2 separate regions of the Mus musculus genome follow, and region 2 is linked to region 1. A link is a loop called in an ENCODE intact Hi-C map of the cell type or tissue named here. Cell type or tissue: heart. All regions are shown on one strand.

Region 1 (8,000 bases):
ACATTTTTTTAATAAGTGACCCATAGACCCCGAATGAGAGCAAGATCATCCAAACGGAGAATCTCTACAAAGGCTTTCTGTCATGGTCAAATAATAACTACAACGTGAGAGGACACCTTCACCCTTAACCTGCCACGGAGTGCCAGAGTGGCTCGCTTAGGGTTTTAGTGTCAACTTGATACAACCTCGAGTCACCCGGGAAGAGGGAACTTTAACTGTAGAGTTGTCTCCATCAGATTGGCATGTGGCCATGTCTGTGAGGGACTGTCTTGATGGTGAGGGGCTCAGGCCACTGTGGGTAGCACCATTTGTAGGTGGGTGGGCCTGGGCTATATTAGAAAGTGAGCAGAGAGTGAGCTAGCAACCACCATTCCTCTGTGGTTTCTGCTTGAATTCCTGCCCCTTCTGTCCTCCATGACAGACTGTGGTTAGAAGCCTAAGATGAAATAAACTCTTCCCGTAGATTGCTTTAGGTCAGAGGGTTTTATCACCACAGCAGGAAAGCAAACTAGATCACTAAGCGACCTGACCTTCCGAAAGCTAACTTTTGACTCATCTGAAAGGATAACAAGACCTCCCGGGACTGAGATAAACATCCAGTGAAATTTTATGTGTGGGAAGTGGCTGGGGGAGGGAGGATGGATATGTAGCCCCTGGTCTGATAGGAGCTATCACTGAATGGTTGGTAACACAACACACCAAAAATGGAAAAGATCTTTAATGAAATAGCATCGGAAATGGGCTTTATGCAGTGCAGCTGTGTTGGCTTGGTATTTATCACATCCTATCTATCGCAATAAAAACCGAGACTGCAGCTATGGGAGATGAGCCTCGGTCTCGGAGCTGCCCTTCCTCCTGCTTCTTGCCTCCTACCGATGGATTTTCTTCTTTGTCTTAAGGCTTTTTTTTTTTTTTTTCCTTTTGGTGCTGTTAAAAACACAGATGCCTCCGGAAACAGATAACTGCTTATTCTTATCAGTTAAGGACGTCTTAGTTGGGGAGAGTTTATCAGATGTTCCTGAAGAATAGGCTTAAAAAAAAAAAAGCCAAACTTTAGCATAGAAACTTTCAAAATCTCCCAGAAAGCCATCTAGTGCCTGCTGCTCCAAGTGCCCAGCCGCACTTCCTGCCTGTGTAATTGACGCCTACCAAGTTCCACCTTGTTTCACTGGTCTCACTAACCACACCTCTGGTTGCAGAGTACATTGGAGATATTTGTGGGTGGGGCTCAGACCCAATCAGACATGGCCCCCAGGTGAGGGAATACTGGGCCCCCACCCCCAGAGGCTGAACCTAAGGTCTTGTGTGCACTTAATACATGCTCGATTACTGAGATATCCCCCCCCCCCCAGCCCTCTTGTGATTTTGAGACAGGGTCTGCTAAGTTGCCCAGGCTAAACTTGAATTCATTCTGCACCCCATTCTGTTCAGGTCCATGAACTTGGACCCCAAGCTCTTGGATAATCGTAGACTTCCAATGTCAGTTCTAATAGGATCTCTGTAGGGTTGTGTGGTAGCAGTTGTCCTAGCTACAGAGATAACCTTTGTTCTGAAATGTGTGGAAGGTGAATGGCGCTATGTCAGGCTTCACGGGCAGTGGAACCTCTATATCTTAACAGTTAGTTGTTCAGAGGGGAAGAGAGGCAAAAAGCTATGCCTGGGAAACATGAGAGGAGGGAGTGGGCTGGCCTGCGGAAAGAACCCTTCCTGATGTCTCCTGGTCAAATAGAGAGATAGGAGAGAGAGAGAGAGAGCGAGAGAGAGAGAGAGAGAGAGAGAGAGAGAGAGAGAGAGAGAGAGAGAGAGGAGCTTGTAGCTTCTGATCAGACCAAAGCTGATGATATTCTCCACTCTCTTCAAACAACTTGCTCATAACCTGACCTATGGGACGGAAGCCAGAGTACTGGAGTTCAGTCTCTAGGATCCACAGGAAACGCTGAGTGTGGAAGCACGTGCTTGTAACCCAGCACTGGGAAGCCAGAGACAGGAGGCTCCCTGAGGCTTGCTGGCTAGCCACTATAGTCCACTTGCTGAGTCCCCGGTGCAGTGGGATACCCCCATGTCAAAGGAAGTGGACTGGTAGGTCGGAATGATCCCAACAGTTGTCTTCTGACTTCTACATGCACCAGCTACACATGCACAGAGCGAGGAAGAATAAGAGCAGAAGCAAACACAATCAGAACCTCCCTTTGGAAGAGTTTGCCTGGACAAAATTCAGGATCCTTGGGTATCTGTGAGCCTCCTGGAATTCCCCAGGTAAGAAACCAGATGTAGAGAACTCTTCAAAGCTGCCTATGTGAGAGGTTCGAACAGAGGCTGGTCCTGAAGGCTGGGGCTACTCATGGGTCATGTCTGGGGCCTGAGAGGGCGCAGAAACCCAGAACACCTTTCTGGCCTTGGCCTTTCCTTTCCTGTGAACTGCATCCTTCTATGTGTTCTTCAGCTTCTGCTGTCCCCACTCGATGCCATCACCGTCCACTTGCCTGGAGACTCACCTCTTCCTAGGGGACCGGATACCCTGGGAGGGGGGAAGGGGACAGGACAGAAGCCTTTTGAACAATGACTTCTGCTGTTGTTGAAGCCCAGTGGAAAATGTGCCCGCTTTTATTTACTAATGCAAAGCAAATGGACCTTTTAACACTGGGAAATCAGCATTTTTGGTGTGCATTTATGATCATTGTCTATTTTCTGTTTATTTCCATCTATTTGCAGCCACTGGGTTTTGGGGCCAAGTTGGTTTCCGCGCCAGTCCCTACGGGGGAGAAAAAGGGAAATAAAGTAGAACTCATAACCAACCACACTGCGCATAGAGCATCCCCACAGAGTCCGGAGCTTCCTAGGCATGAAATTGACTGACGCAGGGAGGCAGCAGGTGTGGGGACACATGCCACTTGCTGCTTTCTTTTTGTTTTTTTTTTTTTTTTCCCACTGTGTTTATAATCAGTGAATGGCTCTGGATGTTTAAATGGTTCCCTAATACTGACGGAGAGTGGATGCCATTACAACCTGAACTTGTATTGCCACGCAGATGGTGGGGAGAAACATCCAATTGGGCACACAGCTTTGTCTGTTTCACTTTTAAAAGATCAGCAGAGTGTCAGACATCCGTGATGCCAGCAGGGGGCGCGTGGGGGAGGGGAGCAGAGCACCTCTGTCGCTGTCCTTCAGACTACATACATATCAAGGAGGGAAGGTGCCACCGCAGCCTCCCCTGTGAGGAGGGGAGTTCACAGCAGCATCTGTGACTTCCCCCTCACAGGATCCAAACCTGTCCCCATGACATGTGACTTGTAAGTTTTGGAGATACCTCCCCCTAACTCCTTGCAAACTGATCCCACCCCAAACACACCTGGGGACGTGGGGTGTGCTTCACATCTCGAACATCTTCAAGCATGGCAGCGCCCTCTACACCAGCTGCCACCTCCCACTCCCACCTGTTCCTCAGATTGCTGCCTTCTTGTGGTTCGCTCCTTCACTCCATTTTGTGGGATCTCAGCAGTTCTATTCTCCCCACTGTCGCTAGAAGCTATGACATCAAAGCTAACTCTGGAAGTCACCTTCACCAGGTTTGAAACAACAGAATGACATGTTGTGAATCTGAGCAGAAAGAGCAGGGTGACGAGTCAGAGACCCTTCCTAGTCCCTTAAGGTCACCCCAGGAGTAAGTCTCCATTGAGAAACCCACACCCATACTTGGGGGGGGGTGTTTTATACTCCCCTCACTCCCTGCTCAGCACCCCTCTCTCTGTTAACCTGATACTTGAATCTGTATTAAAATATCTTAATAAATCCAGCTCTGCTTTAAGAAATTTAAAAAATCACCTGAGGGAGGAAGCCCATCCCCTGAAAGAGAGCCAAGGTTGAGAACACACTCCAGGTCACTTCTGGGTTGGGACATTGATCCCAAGAGTCAGCGTTGATGAAGCAGTGCTTAGTGGAGGGAGAATGGAGGTGAGTGCCGGCGCTCACCCTCTGTTGTTTAAATGGGATGTTTCCCTTTGTCTAGAGTGCTTGGATACTTGGTCCCCCATTGGTGGCACTGTTCAGTTGGTCCCCAGTTGGTGGCACAGTTCAGATAGGTTTAGGACTGTGACCTTGCTAGGGAAAAGTGTGTCCTTGGGTATGGGTTTTGAGAGCATAAAGACTTGTACTATTTCTAGTTTGTCCTTTGCTTGTGGTGCCAGAAGTGAGCTCCCACCCCCACCCCAACCCCCTCCCCCGCTTCAGGCCTTTGCTCTGCCATCATGGACTCTATCCCTGTGGCACTAGAAGCCCAAATAAACTCTTCCTTCTATAAATCGCCCTGGTCATGGTGTTTTGTAACAGCTACAGGGAAGTAACTAATGCAGCTAGCTAGCTGTTTCTTTTCCTTCCGTTTGGGGCCCACAGCCCATGGAATGTATTAGGAAGGGTCTTCCCATCTCAACCTAACCTCGAAACTTCCTCATAGTCATGTTTAGAAGGTTGTCTCCTAGGTGGTTCTCTGTCCTGTCTCGTTGACAGTCTCCTCTGCCACAGTCTGTTTTACTGACATATCATACAGAGCAGGGCAGCACTCGCTCACCTCACCTCTTCCGACTGGCTTCTTTCTTTTCCAATTATAAAGGTGCCTCCCACACTGGCATCTCCTGACATCTTGTGACCTGTGGTGGGCTGGGCTTCAAGTACCACCTTAATTTTGCAGAGATGTTGGGTAGAGGCTGTGCTATCCTGTTTTCTCTTGCTATAAAGAAATAGCCAAGACTGGGTAATTCATTAGAAATAGTTTGGTCCAGTACTAAAGATGGGGATATCTTAAGAATAAGCATAGCACCAGCATCACTTGGCACTTCTATCCAGGATGAAAAGCATGTACAAGAGACGCAGCATGTAGCTTGCATTTGTGTTCACTCACCCAGGTCTAGAGACCTCTAAAGAGTACACTCCCAGGCAACAGCTCCTCTTGAAGGTACCCACTTCTACCTTGTATCCCAGCATTACTAGAGGCTAACGAGTTTTTACTGTGATTCCCAATGGGCACAAACCCCTTTCATACCGTGAGTAGTGAGCCCTGGTCTCAGGCTGACTCTGGCCTTGGAGTTTCTCTTAGAAATATTGGAATTCAGGGTTAAGATCTGGTGCTTTGGGGCAGTATTGTCTGAAGATGTGGTGGTGGCAGATTTGAGGCCACCCTGCTGTAACCATCTGAGAGAGTCACAATCTAGAGATGAAGGAACCCAGGACATCCCAGTGAAACTTTAGACATTGATGCTGAAAGAAGTCTCGTTATAGCAGTTTCCTCTAACGTTAAAAAACCTTCCATTGTGGAGGGAAACTTCTTAAGACAGGATATAAAGGGAAAGTTAAATGACAGGCTATTTTAGGACAGGGTATTTATAAGGAAGTGAAACAACACGACATTCTAGGAGGGGAAAGTGAAGCACTCCATCCTGCAGGAAAGCTCTGGTAAAATAGGAAGCAAACAACACCAAAAATAGCTTCAGGAAGTCCCTGAAACTGACCAGATTCACTAGTTTCCCTCAAAGTAGATTAGTAAAGACTGCTTCAAGTCACTTCCTGTGGTGGTTTAAATGAGAATGGCCTTCACCTGCTCATATGTTTGAATGCTTAGCCCCTCATGGGTGGACTGCAATGATCGCAATCGCAAAGACTAGCCAAGCAACCTGGAAGAGATAGGGTCTAGTTGAGCTGAACCAGAAGGGGCACTGACCAACTGAGCTGCCTGAAAGGACTTTCTCCAGTCTATTTGTGGGGAGCAGGTGTGGCGGTAGTCCCAAGATGGCGCCCGAGACTGCAGCCAAGTCTTATGACTTGCACCTGACTTCCTCATATACCCGAAAATAAGCCACGTCCATCGTGAGAGCTGCGCAGGCGCACCATGATGCAAGATCAGGCCATTTGACGGAAGCCAATGAACTGAGATTTACTCAGACTGGGCTGATGGGGTGTGGTTGAGGGGTTGTATAAGGGATTGCGATTGGAGGATAGAGAGATTCCTGCTTGAAGAGAGATTCCTGTTTGCATGATAGAGAGATTCCTGCTTGCATGTTGAAATGTTCCTGAATGAACTGCTTTGAGAAGAACGTAGTGTCATCGCTCTTTTCTGCTGGTTGGAATAGGAAGCGACATCTATTGAACTGCCTATAGTCTGTACAGTGTAGTCCAGGTATTTAGCTATTGTGAGTGGTCACCCATGCTAGGGTGGCTTTGTTGAGGTAGCTGTCTTTGAGTCATCTCTGCTTCTGTAAATACCCCATCACCTATATTCCTGTAACCTCAGTAAAACTCACTGGTTCACTAAACTGGACTGTGGTGGTAGCCATGCTTTTGTCTGTCATGACTCTCTATCTAGGCTGAGTAGATCAGAGTGTAGCATCTCCCCAAGAGAAGCTAGTCCCACAACATGCTCTCTCATGGTTCTCAGAAGTCACACAACACTTCTCAATTTTTTTTTCCAGTCACTTAAAAGCATCAAGCCCATTCTCAGCTCATGGGCCATCTAAAAGTAGGTATCTTGCTGAATCTTGCCAGTGGGCTAAGCTGGTTCGGTCATCTGTCCAACATGTCATCTTAAGCAGGTCCCATGATTTAGCCTTGAGGTCCTTGGCTTCAAGACTGAGCACAGCCCAGATTGCTTCAGACCTCTGGGACAGGAAAACCAAAAGCAGTGACTCAGATGTAGCCCCAGGATATGGGTGGAACTGATTAGACAACACTTAGTTCATCTGAATTGTTTGTCCTCCCCAAATCCACAGATGGGACCTCCTGGCTCCTCTAGATACCTCAGCCTTTCACACTTCTGGTGCTTATGGAAAGGCAAGGGGGACATCCCAGCATGCCCTCAGCTCAGAAATTACTGCCTTTTCTTACCAAAGATGAGCTTTTAAAGATACCTCGAGGGACAAGAGAGGCCCCAGTGACACATTGTACCTGCTGACATGGAAGGAACGCCTACACTCTGATCTCACTCTTCCCATCTATGGAAGCAAGATCTAGGCATGAGTTCTCTCCAAGAATGACCCAGCCCTGATGCCTCATGTACCAAGGAACTTACTGACATATGGAGTTCACGTCTGCACTGTTCTTGCCAGGCCAACCTGAGGTGTTTCCTCTCCTCTGCAGGTATCATCTTCATGAGAAAGTAATTTTATACTTCGACTTCCTCCTCTGTAATGTGGCGTGCTGACGTTTTCTACAGTGAAGTGCTGAGGGGCATCGGGTGCAGTGGCCTGCTTCCACAGCGGGTGTGATGCTCCCAGTGCCTCCTTAGCCCACATCTCAGCTTCTGGACAAACTGATGGTGTGGGAGTTGACTTGGATACACACACACACACATATACATGCACATGAATGCTCACACACGCACGCACGCGAGCACACACACACACGCACACGCACACGTGCACGCACACGCACACGCACTTCCCATTCCTGAAGACTGAAGAGGATGGGAACTGTAGAAATCTCTGCTCCCAGCTCCCACAGAGTTCAGTCCCAGGCCAGGGTCAAGTTCAGAGACCGTGATTGCAGGCCCAGACTGTATGCAGAAGGGGCTGCCAGTGCAGGGACCCAGGAGATTCCCAGGTCCATCCACTCAGCAAATGGGGACCTAGCTGGCCTCCTGTTCTTGTTCACACTTTAGAGGTAGAAGCTGTGATATGGCGCCTGCTTCTGGTGTCCTCCAGTTCCCAGGTGTCTCAGGAGATTCTTCATCCTCAGACTTCAGGGTCTGTGAACCTGGAGGCTAGATCAAGCCTCATGGGACCCAAGCAGCCTCGTGAGCACTCACCCAGCCTGAAGTTCTTCTGGTCAGCAGGATCCTGCATCTTCCCCGAGGATTGCTGACATCTTCACTGTCCATAGCTGCAAAGTGACAGTCTGCATCTCATGGGGGTGCGGTGTGTGTGTGTTGAGGGGGCGGGTAAGATGGTGACAAGCCATCAAAAAGCAAACATGGGAAAGCCGGCAATCATGACAGCTCTGTGCCAGCTGTCCCCCTC
Region 2 (8,000 bases), 500 kb after region 1:
GACAATTGGAATTCTGGGGACTCCTCAAAGGGTATATAAATTTTAGGGCCCCCAGAGGTGGGGTGGGTTAAGTAGTCAGGTGCAAAGAAGAAACAACTACAAATGAGATAATCTGACAGCGAAGAACACACTGGACACCATTAACCAGCAGGAAGTCGTCCAGTCTCTGACTTACTTAGGGATCTTTTCTTTCCTCGCTGTCCTTTCTCTTATCTAGTGTTAGAGGGTTGAAAGGGTGGAAGCGAAGATGGAGAACGGTAAAAGAAGAACCCACCGAGTAGCAAACGACAGCTAGCCACATAGCTGTGTCTGTGAGACAGGGTTGTGTGCTGCTGTGATTGTCCGCTGTGTGTACTAGTTCCTCCGCTGAGTGTGAGCTTGCAGATCCGTCAACTCCCAATGCCCGCAATCCAACTAATACTCGGGCTTCAAAAATGTCCCAGAAAGAGAGAGACTTCCCCTACTCCCCACCCCACTGGGCAAAAGAAACTGCTCTGTAATTTCATCCCATTTGGTTAGCTATTCCTAGCTGCTAGTTCGTCAGGAATGCACTTACTTCAGTAGATTCTGGCTGAGACGGGGTATGCCCATCCCAGTGCCAAGCTTTCTGACAATGATGAACAACAGAAGTACATTTTACACCCGGCTGCCCACAGTACAGTCATGCACAAGTAGATCTAGAAAACAGAACCCACGTTTCAAAGACTACTGTGCTCTCTGTGTGGTGTGAAGTACCCAGTGGTTGAGCCTGACTCGTTGAAAATGTGTCTCTCATCTCACAACTGGATTGAGAATTGTGGTCTAGAAAATTCCAGGTTCCTATCCCAGGTATCTCGGCTCTCTATAGCTTCTGCAAAGGAGGCATTGCCACGGTGGGGCAATGACTAAGTGGCCAGCTTTCCTCTGATGCCCTTTAGTTGCCTTGGCTCCATTCTGGTTCTGTTCAAATCTCACATTTCTCAAAAGTAAACGGCCTCAGATGGACCAAAAGCCTCTTAAAGTAGACTGTACGTCGGGAAGAGTCCTTGGCCCTTTTGCATGGTGTTCTGCGACTGTGTCCCCAGAGTCACTGAGAGCACTTTCTCCCGAGGGAAGTTCACTGTATCTGTTTCCATGGGGATTTTCACCTCTGCTACACTTGTTGCTAGGCTCTCTTTCCCCCAAATTGCATGGCAGGGTAGATGGCTAGTTTTATATTTGAATTTGGCTAGACCACAAGACTCAGACAGGCCTGTGCTGGGTGTCTAGATTTGATGCTCCATTCAGAGGACTAAGTGAAAACCAATTCTCATCCACCCTTTAATTTACCTACTCCCAAACACACACACACACACACACACACACACACACACACACACACACACAGCTACCCATCCATTTGCCCATGTACTCACTGTACTATAGCTGTTTCCTCCGATCTGGAAATTACTATTGACATCCTGGATAGAAGATGAAATCCCACACATGAGCCACTCCTTTGTGGAGAGAGTGGGAAGACTCAAGGCTCCTGAGCCTTCTCCATCCTGAGATTATGTAAGGGGTGAACTGAGGTTGGACGTTGGACATCGGGTAGTGTAGTTTGCCCAGAGGGCTTTCTGGTGATGTAGCTGCTTGTATCGCTTTTAAGTAACCCCAGTAAACCCACTGGTTGACCACGCTGGACTTGAACTGAAGAGTCCTTCCTTTGGTGTGTCCGTGTCCTCTCTGGAGTGAATACATGGGTTGGTTTTTTTATGTGTCGCTGGGGAAAGTCACATGTATATACCCACCCCGTCCTCTCATTCATTCTTTGGTTCATCTATCCCTCGACTGATCTGCCTTGTGTCATACTTGGATCCTTTGTCTGCAAGAGTTTGGAGACTCAAGATACGGCAACATGTGAAAAGCGTCATCAGAGAAGGCAAGAGGAAGGTAGGCAAGCAGAGGAGGAGGCAAGGAGGGTCATGATGTCCCAGGTACATAGGCGGAGCCTGACATACAGTCGATTGTTTGTTGATTGACTTGGCTCCGTCGCTCCCCAGGAAAAGGGCCTGTGATGGCAGAAAGGGAACACATGGGTGTGCCAGGTTTGTAAACTCAAACCCTCGTGGATACGAGAAACACTTACCTGACAGATGGACTACCTGACACTCTGTCAGACACACAGTAGGTGCCCTATCCTTGGATGCTATTAGGAAAGGCTAAGGTGGCGGGTGGGGGTGGGGTCGGAGGAAACTGGCGCTCGAGCCTTGCTCACTGCCATGTAAAGGTGTTAATGAAATGAAAGCATTTCCCTTCCAGTCTCATAGCTGTGGCAAGACTGAAGCCCAAGGGACAGCATATTCTCAGGGACATTTTCCATTGTCCGTAGCTCTTCTTTTGTTTTTATTATTGTACACCACTCAAGGCCACCAGCCAGTCTTCCACTACCCGTTTGATTTTTAGCACAGTCTGTAGGTTCCTACTTTCCTTATCAATAAAGGCTTTGGTGATGAAGAGTAGGTCTCCTTATGTGGCTTTGAATATGTTTTAAGATTTATTTTTATATTATGCATATGAGTGTTGCTTGTATGTATGTATGTATGTATGTATGTATGTATGTATGTATGTGCATGGAGTGCTCCTGGAGACCAGACCAGGGCATTATATCCCTTAGAGGTGGAGCTTTAAGCAGTGATTGGCCATGTGGGTGCTGGAAACTGAACTCAGATCCTCTGCAAGTCCTCTTAAGTGCTGAGCCGTCTCAGTGCCCCCATTGATTGCATCTCTCAGTGTGTCCGCTGCTAATCTGAGTTGTCATTCTCCATGAATGTGCAATGCAAGATTATTGAGACATCAGGGTTTGAAAATCAGGCACGGTGCTGCACTAAGTACTTCAAGGACATCCTCAAGTACTCAATAAGTTTGAAGCCACCTAGGATATGGGAGACCCTTCTTCAAAACCGGAGACTGGGAGAGAAAACACACAGTACCTTACTTTGGTGTCTATCACGTAGTATCAGTTCAGTTAAATGATGTTTGAGTTATCTTTGCTGTTTCACAAATCACCCCAAAAGTAGCAGTGTAAAACAACCATTTTAGTCTGGTGTTACACAGCTGTAACCTTAGCACTTAGGTGCTAGAGGCAGGAGGACTATTACAAGTTTGAGACCACCTTGGGCTACATCGTGAGTCCCAGGCCAGCAAGGGCTATGTAGTGAAGTGTAGAAACTCTTGTTTCTGAAACAGTGACGTCAGGCTGTCATTCAAACACAAGATGCCCCACTTCCTTATTTTCAGCGCATTCCTTACTCTGCCAGAGCATAAGTCAAACTGATCGTTTGCACATCTCATGTGTCTTTAACAGGGTGTCTAGCAGGTCCAGCTGACACCGAGCAGCTTCAGCAAAGTCAAGCACACCCACTTCTTTCGTACAGAACCTTTTTTTGGTTTGGGTTTGTTTTTGTTTTTCGAGACAGGGTTTCCCAGTCTAGCCCTGGCTGTCCTGGAACTCACTCTGTAGACCAGGCTGGCCTCGAACTCAGAAATCTGCCTGCCTCTGCCTCCCAAGTGCTGGGATTAAAGGCGTGCGCCACCAGGCTCGGCTTGTACAGACCTTTCTTAGGACTATGCATTTTGTTTCAGAGAAGCTAGCTACTGCCATGTCCCAAACCTCACAGAGCACCACCGCCCGGCATCCATATTCTCGGGGGCAAACTGGGTAACAGCCCCACACCCGTGCCTATTTGGGGGTACCCACATTGCAGGCAAAATCCAGGGGTGTCCTTCCCTGGTCCTAAAGACTGCCAAGAGAGGCACCATGGTTCCTCTTAGCTCTAAGATCCTGGGTGAGTTAACTAATTCCTCTAACCTCAGATTTGTCAGGTTTAATGTGAACAAAATTCAGCCTTGAGCTGGGCAGTGGCAGGTCTGCCTGTGCTGATACACACAGATGGGCCCAGAAGGTTCCCAGCTCGCCTTCCCTCCCCAGCCCGGCCTGAGAAGAGAGCGCACGCGCCCCCTAGTGGGCATTTCTGCCGCTGCCACCTGAGCGGAGGCGTCCTTGGAGAGAACAGATGTCTAGATTGCTGTCCCCTGCTGGTGTGTAGACAGTTGTCTGAGATTTAAAAGGCAAGAAATTATTTCAAAGAAGGTGAGAGGTTTGAGAGCTGGGATTATGAGCACCACCCCCCACATTACAGACGGTGACTTTGAGGTCACAGAGAAGTGGCTTGATGGTACTAGGATGGATGGGTGATCTCCATACACCTGAACGCCAGCGTGGGCATGAACAGCCTGGGCCAAGATGTCAACGACATCTCTAATACCTAAATTCTTCCCAAAGACTACTCAAAGAATATAAGTTACTTACTCGTTTATTTATCATGCTGGAGATTGAACCCAGAACCTTGCGCACGTCAGATAAAATGCTCTGCAACCAAGCCACATCTCCAGGACAAAAGTTACTGTTTATAGAGAACTTCCTCAGTTAGGTCAAAAGGCTTCAATACTTAACCCTCACCCCAAGATGGTAGGAAGGATTTTCATTTCACAGCGCGAGTGGAAGCACAGAGCGACTGAGCCAGTTGCTTAAGGTCACACAGCTAAACCGAGAGGATGCCGTCGCTTAAACCCGCACTGCTGCGTATTGAAGCAGCACTCCAGCTCGCCTCTCAGGAAGCGACCTGTTGGCTACGTGGATTAGCCAGTGGAGTATTTCTGATGTTCCTGCAGGGTGCCCACCTGTGTGCAGGAGCTGTGGAGAATACAAAAGATTCATGAGACTATTTGGTATATATGATTGCTCCAAAATTGGTTTTGACTACTTAATAAACGGTAAAATCCCCGGGGAAATACTGGTATGATGAAATTTAAAAGAGTGAGTTTTTCAAAGTAGGAAGAAACTGGTTAATAGCAGGCTGAAGGGCAAACATCTTTAAAAAAAAAAAGAAGCAACCTAGGGAGATCAACACTGTATTAGTGGCACGTATGATCTGTATGCCTGAGAGCAGGAAAAATGCAAAAGGGTGTGTGTGTGTGTGTGTGTGTGTGTGTGTGCGCGCCAGCACCCTGAGTGACTGAAGCACTCGTACAGACTCGTACAGTGACTGAAGTTCATTAGGACTCTAAGGAAGTGTTAAAGAGGAAACCCGCCCTCCAGAGCATCAAGGGGCTGGAAGATAAACGATGTCAGATAGGTGCAAATTGGAAGCTGCAGAGGCAAAGTCCTGATCTGAGGAATACATTTACAAAAATATCAGATAAATAATAAATTATTAAATATGTTAAAAGCTAAAAGGATCCTTGCGTCTGCAGGGCTCTTAAATTCAAGAGGAAAAAAAAAAGATGTCAGGTTGGTTTGGTCCTACAGAGTAGAGGGAGGGGACTGGAGACAGGCCGTCTGGCTGCATTGATTCTCCACTGAAGACACAAGGAGCACCCTGGTAGAACATTCACAGGAAACCACTGGCCCAGCCTAGGATGGGAGGCCCCCCAGGAAATGGTGGAGCAAGTTCCAAATACTGGGACATTCTGTGCATGGGAGATCCCAGTCTTTACTCTTTCCCTGGAGGTCAGGCTAGGCAGGAGCCCCAGGGAGGGAGAGCTGGGCTGCTGAGACTCCTCTCTGCACTTTCCTGCAGGCCCTTGACTGCTGCCTGTTTCCAGCTGTTAGCAGCTGCTCAGAGCAGCCAAGCTGGAAAGGGAGCCTGAGTGCATTGGGAGCGGGGTGTGTGTGTGTGTGTGTGTGTGTGTGTGTGTGTGAGAGAGAGAGAGAGAGAGAGAGAGAGAGAGAGAGGGAGGGAGGGAGGAAGAGGGAGTTTTTGTGTTAGAGAGTTTGGGAGGGGGTGACCATCCACTTTAGAGTGGTTCCTTCCTCCAACCTTCAGAAATTGGATCTCTTGGGTTTCTCATGATGTGGGTCTCAGACTCAAACTTCAGACTTGGCAGCAATCACTTTTCCACATTGAGACATCCATTGGTGTTGCTAATACCCGAGATGACCAACTTGTGAAGAGGGTAAGGTATATCCTGGCTCTTGGTTTTGCTTTGGGATGCTGGCAGCATTTCATTGCGAAGACTACTGCTCACCTTACGTCTGGGAGGAGAAAGAAATGAAGAGACCAAAGGCATCAATTACACTTCTAGTTATGACCAAATACCTGACAAAAAGCAAGGTAGGAAAGAAGAGCCTGTGGAAGCTTACAATCGGAGGGGACATGTCTGTCATGGCAGGGAAGCCATAGGGAAGGTGAGAGTGGCTGGACACACTGTACCCACAGTCAGGAAGCAGAGAGAGAGAGCTGAACACTGTGCATTTGAATGTTGGTAGCATGGATCCACCAGCTAGGGGTCCAGACTGGACAACAACCAAGAGTTCAGAGTGCATTTTCCCAACTGTAGTGGTTTAAATGGGAATGGCCCCTGTAGGCTGCTGTATTTGAACGTGTGGTTCCCATTGGGTAGAACTCGTTGGAAAGGATTAGGGGGTGGCCTTGTTGGGGGTCAGTGTGTCACTGGGGGTGGGCTTTGAGGTTTTAAAGCCCACACTATTCAGTTAGCTTTCTGATGCTTGTGAATGAGATGTAAGTTCTCAGGTACTGCACCAGCACCAAGCCTTCCTGTCTTCTGCCATGTTGCCATCCATGATACTTATAGATTCTAACCTTCTGGAGCTGTGAGTCCCAGTAAACGCTTTCTTTTGAAAATTACCTTGGTCTTGGTGGTTGTGGTTCTTCGTAGCAATGGAAGTTATTGTGAGACATCAGCTCAATTAAACTTTCTTAGAAACACCCTCATAGACACACCCGTACGTATGTTACCATAGTGATTTTGAATCTCACCAATCTGACAAAATTGACATCATACGAGACTCCCACAATCTATTTAAAACACATGTCCCAATAACAGGAAGACTTTTCATGAAGACCTTTCCCCCAAAAGTTCCACACCTTCCATGGACATCAAAATGGAGATCAGGCTAGAAGCAAGCTTTCAACATGGCAGGCGGGCACTCATGATCCCCAAGACAGCACCCCAGGCTCTGCTGTAGCTTCTAGATAGCTCCTCCCACTTTGCCTGTGAGAGAGACCCTATGGCAGACGCGGAGCTAAGTGAGCATGCGTAGGGAACTCAGGGCCTGTCTTGGCTTCCGGACTAGCTGCTAGACTTGGACCAGGGCTCCACCACTAGGTTACACTGAGGCTCAGATCCACTCATTCAGTTAACCAAGGTCTCAGGAGAGCTCCACCAGTCCCTTCAGAGAGCATACCTGCCATCACCTGAACACTTAGGTAGGTCTGTCTGTCCTAAACACCCTATCGCTTCTTATGTGACTGCCTCAAGGCCAGACCACTGGGGGACACACTCAAACAGGTCTAGAGCCTAGCCCTTGGTGATCACGGGGACAGAAGAAAAGCATTCAGGGTCCCCTGTGGGCTGGGTGCCCATTTCATTTCCTACATGCAGGTGTCCCTGCTTGTCTTGCAGAGAAGGTCAAAGGATGCTGGTGTCAAGTCAGGATCACCCTACCGGCCTCTTACTCCAGACCCTGGCTGCTTGCTCTCTGCCCCATCTTTATGAGGCTGTGTTAGGCCAGAGCTGCTGATCACCGTTCCCTCGAGCTGCTATGTTTTATGTGGAGATTTAAATAAATGTGACTCTAGCTTACTCGGCGTCCTCCCTGACATTCAAATGGGACTCGGAACTTACTCCACCCCCTAGTTTTCTGAGATGTCATTGTCATATCTATCATATCAAGGATGATGGCGTCTCTCTTTATATCCACATCTCACATACCTTGTTTGTTGATGTCCTACTTATGTGTCTCTCAACCCATTTAACCCCGAGGTCCACAACAGGAGAACTGTATTGGTCTTCCAGTCTTCACTGAGACCAGCAAATCTCCTGTGCATAGCAGCTATTTGGTGTCTCTTTGAGGGCAAATATTCTTTTTTTTTAAGATTTATTTATTTATGTATATGAGTACACAATCGCTGTCTTCAGACACAGCAGAATCCCATTGGATCCCATTACAGATGGTT

Evidence for each region. A loop is a pair of places that touch in the nucleus more often than their neighbours do. Peaks named below come from ENCODE experiments on the same cell type or tissue, not always from the same donor. Only the 100,000 strongest peaks of a DNase experiment are listed, where the experiment ranks them.
Region 2: it touches region 1 in a loop (2.0-fold over the local background); 5 of 42 quality-filtered maps call a loop at or near these places.

Annotation. Positions count from the first base shown.
Region 1 is chr5:52,629,393-52,637,392 of GRCm38, reverse strand. No RefSeq gene overlaps it. Among named protein-coding and RNA genes, the nearest start is that of Gm30178, 9.9 kb to the right of the region's middle. In heart, a CTCF peak has its summit at 3,130 (motif pointing right); no DNase peak of the experiment used is centred here; H3K27ac peaks cover 185 bases.
Region 2 is chr5:52,128,272-52,136,271 of GRCm38, reverse strand. It overlaps Gm40302 (a long non-coding RNA gene), which reads right to left and starts at 5,930. Exons shown (of 3, transcript XR_868417.3): 1 at 5,841-5,930; 2 at 4,481-4,714; 3 at 1-2,030. It overlaps Mir6417 (microRNA 6417), which reads left to right and starts at 255; the gene lies at 255-370. In heart, a CTCF peak has its summit at 3,984 (motif pointing left); a DNase peak (open chromatin) is centred at 5,531.